2 separate regions of the Homo sapiens genome follow, and region 1 is linked to region 2. Evidence: chromatin contacts called from ENCODE Hi-C or POLR2A ChIA-PET data. All regions are on one chromosome and are shown on one strand. Each heading gives the region's core, a stretch centred on a gene start or an enhancer-like site at or near the end of the contact. The rest is flanking DNA. Distances are from core to core; before and after follow the strand shown. Region 1 overlaps ELN (elastin). Region 2 has its middle 28 kb from the start of ELN.

Region 1 (2,700 bases), core at 160-2,659, 44 kb before region 2:
GACTGACTGTCAGTGACAGGCACGGCTCACGGGGTGGGTGGAGAAAGGACCTGTTTAGTGCTGACTTTCCTTCCCTGTCTGGCTCAAGGTCAGAAGATCTGAGTTTTAATCCTATTTCCCAGCCATGTGAGCTGGTGCCTCAGTCAGCCTCATCTCTATGCTGGAGTTAATCACAAAAGCCGTCTCGACCACCCTCCGCAGAAAAGGTAAAGAGAGGGACAGCTGCTGCGCGGTGCCACTCGCCCGTAGACCAGGGAGGCCCATGCTCTCTGGGGCTCTCGCTCACAACCCAGACCCCCAAAGCAGCCATCCAGCTACAGCTGGGACCATGCCAGCGTCTTCCACCTCTCCTGTCTCCCCTGGGGCTGGGCAGCCTTGGCTTTCAGCGTAGTGGGGGAGAGAGGGAGGAAGGGCCACTCCATCAGCAAATCCCACATAACAGCCTAAATCTGGGCTTTTGGGGGAATTCAGGAGGTCACATGTTGGGTGGGGTGGTCAGGCCCTGGCAGGGGAAAGGAGGGTGAGGGGCAGCTCTTTAGGGTCTCCTGCAGGGCAGACTCATTGGGTGGCCCCTTGGTGACTCACAGCTTTTGGGAAATAGCTGGTCACACTGGGATCTGTCCTCGGGGGCCCGCCTCGGGCTGTGATGATGGTCTGTGCCTGGGATCAGGGCTTGGGTGGGGTGCAGGAAGGCTGGTTGACCTTCAGGGGATGGACGGACTGCCAGGGACCTTATGTCTGTTAGCCTGAGCTTTGGAGTTTGGGGAAATGGCTCAGGTCAGGACCCAGGGCTTCTGGTGGCCTCTGCTTTTCGGGGAGGCGAGGGGGGTACTAGGGAGGCTGAGGGGGCTGCTTTTCTTTTCCTTTTTCTTTTTCTTTGTTTTGAGACAGGGTCTTGCTCTGTCACCCAGGCTGCTGTGCAGTGGCACCATCGTAGCTCACTGCAGCCTGGACCTTCTGGGCTCAAGCAATCCTCCCACCTCAGCCTCCCGAGTAGCTGGGACTACAGGTGCACACCACCATGCCTGGCTAAATTTTTTTGTAGAGACGAGGGCCTTACTATGATGCCCAGGCTGGTCTCAAACTCCTGGCCTCAAGCCATCCTCCTGCCTCAGTCTCCCAAAGCAATGGGATTATAGGCATGAGCCACTGCGTCCTGGCTGCTTTCTTCCTATAGAGTCCCTGTTTCCCTCCTTGCTCTCACCTGGGAGCACGCCACCTGGGTATACACCTGGCAGCCCCACACCTGTGGCCAAAAGAAAGCAAAGTTACTAGCAGCAGCTCAGCCTCCAGGGACCCCTCCCCAGCCCTTCCCACCCAGGCAGCTCCAAGGCCCTCAAACCCACAGCCTCTGTGCCCGACAGGGGCAGCCAGGGACAGACGTGGGGTGGCCACAACCCTCCTCCCACGAGTTTCGGAAGTCATCTGCAAACTCTTCGGTGTGTGGATTTATCTCCGTCTCCTGGAGCCTGTTTACATGGCTGGGCCAGCCCACCTCTGGCTAACAGCTTCCAGATGTCCCTCCCTGCTGCGTAGACTCAGGCAGTCTTTTGTTTAACCTGAAGTCACTTCCTAAAGGGCTTGGTGGGGCAGAACGAGTACCAGATGGGGAGTCAGAGGACACGGGGCTCCCCCAGCTCTGCCGGGACTCGCTGCAGGCCCTTCCACACTGACTCGCCTCTTTGAGCCTCAGTTTCCCCATCTGTCGCCCGACAGCCTGCCACAGAGCCCGTCTCTTTCTACCCCAAGATCCCGGGAGAAGGGCCCGGGAAGTGGGCCAGGCCCCTCCTCCCCATTTCACAGACGCAGGCACCAGCCTGGCTAGTTTCTCTGCCCGACTGAAGCCAGGCCCTGCCCTTCCTCCCCAAGTGCAGTGGCATGGAGAGGGCTCTGTTCCTCCCTGCCCTCTGCCCCTCCCTGCCCTCTGTCCTCCAGCCCCAGGGATTCCGCACTGACCCGGCACTTTCCCAGGCTTCACTCCGGCTCCAGGCTGAGGAACCACCGCACCTGGCACAGAAGGGGCTGCATCAGAGTTGGCTCCACCCAGGCCTGCAACTTTGACCCAGGGAGTTCGGGGATAGCCATCGTACCTGCAGACACTCCTAAGCCACCAACTCCTGGGACACCACCAAGCCCAGCGCCTGCAGAGCCAGGACAGGTGAGGCATTGCGTAAGGAACAGTGGGGAGGCAGAAGGGCCCGGGGCTGCATGCTGAGGGCCCAGCATTGAGGTCTGGCCCCGTTACTAACTCACCTTCAGACTGGGCACAGCTAGCTGCCTCCCTGAGCCCCAGTAGATTGCAACTGACAATCCCACCCACCCGGCTCCCAAGCCTGAGTTGAGGGAAGGTTCTTTGCAAAGCGGAGGGCCCCACGGAAGCCAGAGGGCTTGTGGCATGTCCCAAAGAGCACCACTCACCAGCCTTAGCAGCTTTATAGGCTGCAGCAGCGTCAGCCACTCCACCAGGCACCAGAGCCCCCGGAAAGGTAACTGCGGGGAAGGCGCCGAGCCCTGCGGAGGGGAGGATGGGGTGAGGTCCTGAGCTACCACACCTATGAAGACTCCTACGCTCTGGCCCTGCCTGGCTGTGCCCCACTCAGGAAGCACATTGGAGGCTCTTCCGCTCTCTGCCAGACATCAATGCCTGCAGGACATCCATGTGAGCACTGCTCACCGGTAATGGATTTTTTTTTTTTTGAC
Region 2 (2,700 bases), core at 96-2,595:
AGGCAGTGAGGAGGGGACAGACAGAACAGGGCTTGAGGACTCTCTTGGGGGGTGCACGGTGTGGTGCTGTCTGTGTGGCTGCCAGGGAAGGGGGCAGGGACCTGAGAAGTGTCAGGCCCCACTTTCTCGTGGTCCCAGGCTTGGGGCAGGGCAGGGCTTCCTTTTCCAAGCAAGAAACCCAGACATGTGGCTTGCCAGAGGCCGTTTTGTTTTTTGGATTTGAGAACTTATTTATATGAAAAGTCTTACCAAGGTATAAACATTCTGGGCCTTTGCACATGCTTTGGCCTCAGCTGGAATGTTCCTTCCAAGCAAGCCCCCTCTCCCACTGCGTGTCCGCCTGGTGAACTCTGGCCCCTCTCAGGGTGCAACTCCCTTCAGAAAGCTTTCTCAAACCAGCGTCCTCCCCTGCAGCCCCAGGGCGGCCGCTCTCTCCTCCGGGGACCCACAGTCCCTCCAGCCCCCTGGTTCTCATGTGACAGTCACCTCCATTTTTTCATCAGTCTTTCCTCCATGCCCCACTTGGCGGTGAGGCCTCCTCTGCCTTGGTTTCCCCTTTTTCCAGGTGCCCGGGACACAGTGGAACTCAGCACGTGTCAGGCAGATGGGTGACACGTGGATGCTCAGTTACACCTGCGGGGCTCGGGGCTGGGGCCAAGGCTATCTTCCCAGCATCGGGTCATCTGGGTTTGAGTCTGGGTGGTCTCCAGCCCCCTCCTCACCTCCCCTCCGCTACTACAGGCAGCATCCCCAGTCTCTCTGCTGCCAGAGACCTTGGTGCCCGAGTCTGCGAGGAGCTTGCTCTCTGGAGAGTCAAGACCCCAGAACCAAGATGGCAGAGGCGAGATGAGATGAAGCAGGCTCCCACCTCAGGGGGCTTGGTGACAGGGCCCAGGATGATATGTGTTGTGTTCATGTCAACTGCCCTGGGTTGGCCAGAGAGGTGGGGTCACCACGGAGATCCTGCCCCCGCCCCCGCCCCCCCCCACCCGCCGCCCCGTGAGGCTGAGCTGCTGAGCTTTGGTCTGAGAGAAGGAGCAACTTCCAGACCCTCCAGGGACCCGAGGGACGCCCCCGTGACAGCGTCGCAGGCCCTATCTCCAAGGGAGACTCTGTTCCCAGACCAGAGGCCTGCCCGGGCCATGCTGGGAGACCTTGTTTAAGCCCCAGTTTGGGAACTTGAGGGAGAGAAGGGATTTCTTTTTTTTTTTTTTCTTTTTTAATGCACGTACTTTGGTTTTTCCTTGCAACCAACTCCTAAAGCCACGACTCCACTCCCCACTTGGCAGGGATGCCCGCCTCGTGCTGTTGACCTTGGCAGTGGGTCTGCGGGGACTGGAGCTCTCACACCATAAATTCCTGTCTTCTAGGAATTCAGCCTGGGAAAGAAAAGAAACACGGAGGAGAATATTTGATTAACATTTTTCCAACGTGACCACATCACAGGGGCGTGTGGCCGGAATTCTCACCCTGGACTGGGTAGGGCGGGACTCGGCTCGTGGCCCGGCTGCTGGGGAGGGTGGGCCTGGGTTTTGGGGGGCCCTCCTGGCCTAAAGGAAGAGTGGGGTCTGGGCTGGCATTTCCCCTTGGGATCGGGGCTGAGGAGGTTCCTGGACAGAAGCTGGGCCAGGTCGGCCACCCGAAGGGTGAGCAGCTCAGGGAGCTTATCTTCAACCTCAGGACCACCAGGGATTGGACCCTGAGCTCAGGATGGACCTCAGGGGTGGGGGGCTCTGGCCTTGCCTTCACCATCTGCTCCTGACTCTGGGCAGAGCCCTCTCTGATCCCAGATTGAGTCTTTTTTTTTTTTTTTTGAGATGAAGTCTTGCTCTGTCACCCAGGCTGGAGTGCAGTGGTGCCATCTCAGCTCACTGCAACCTCCACCTCCCAGGTTCAAGCAATTCTCCTGCCTCAGCCTCCCGAGCAGCTGGGATTACAGGTGCCAGCCACCTTGCCTGGCTAATTTTTGTATTTTTAGTAGAGACAGGCTTCACCATGTTGGCCAGACTGGTCTCAAACTCCTGGCCTCAAGTGATCCACCCGCCTCAGCTTCCCAAAGTGCTGGGATTACAGGCGCGAGCCACCACACCTGGCCTACGTCTTAACTCCAACTCCAGACTGAGACCTGGCTCCAGGTCTACCGTGTCCTCTGAGCCCGGCTCATGATGACTTGTGGCCCAGACCCCAGCTGGTTTTGGGCTTCCCTCTGTTTGAGCTCTTGCACAGCAATCCTCCATACCCCCTTCACTGTCTGAGAACTTTTTTTTTTTTGAGACAGAGCCTCGCTCTGTCACCCAGGCTGGAGTGCAATGGTGCGAACTTGGCTTACTGCAAACTCTGCCTCCCGGGTTCAAGAGACGATTCTCCCACCTCAGCCTCCTGAGTAGCAGGGGTAATTTACAAGCGTGCGCCACCACGCCCAGCTAATTTTTTTTGCATTTTTAGTAGAGATGGGGTTTCACCATGTTGGCCAGGCTGGTCTCGAGTTCCTGACCTTAAGTGATCTGCCCTCCTCAGCCTCCCAAAGTGCTGGGATTATAGGTGTGAGCCACCGCGCCCAGCGCTGTCTGAGAATTTCTGACCTTTTGTCCTCAGCCTCAGGCTAGCTCTAGGGGACTGTCCTTACCCTTGTGTCTCCAAATGTCCAAGTCTATGGCCATCTCCCTGTGGATGAGAGGCCACTTCTGCCAAAGGGTGACC

What was found. A loop is a pair of places that touch in the nucleus more often than their neighbours do. ChIA-PET counts read pairs that join two places held with the same protein, here RNA polymerase II (POLR2A).
Region 1: a loop to region 2 is called in a map of transverse colon, with 23 times the contacts of the local background. The contact joins two enhancer-like sites. A Hi-C loop is called at or near these places in 3 of 168 maps with a recorded cell type or tissue (left cardiac atrium, right cardiac atrium and transverse colon). POLR2A ChIA-PET finds 5 or more read pairs at or near these places in 6 of 52 experiments (A549, A673, AG04450 and 3 more).

What each region holds. Positions count from the first base shown.
Region 1 is chr7:74,042,425-74,045,124 of GRCh38, reverse strand. ELN (elastin) reads right to left here. Exons shown (of 33, transcript NM_000501.4): 6 at 2,419-2,511; 7 at 2,091-2,141; 8 at 1,957-2,007; 9 at 1,205-1,246. Among named protein-coding and RNA genes, the nearest start is that of ELN, 16 kb to the right of the region's middle. Within about 2 kb of position 1,409, at least 9 of the 41 ENCODE cell types and tissues checked have a DNase peak (open chromatin) inside an H3K27ac peak, as active enhancers do.
Region 2 is chr7:73,998,581-74,001,280 of GRCh38, reverse strand. No RefSeq gene overlaps it. Among named protein-coding and RNA genes, the nearest start is that of ELN, 28 kb to the left of the region's middle. RefSeq lists an enhancer at 529-1,029. Within about 2 kb of position 1,345, at least 8 of the 41 ENCODE cell types and tissues checked have a DNase peak (open chromatin) inside an H3K27ac peak, as active enhancers do.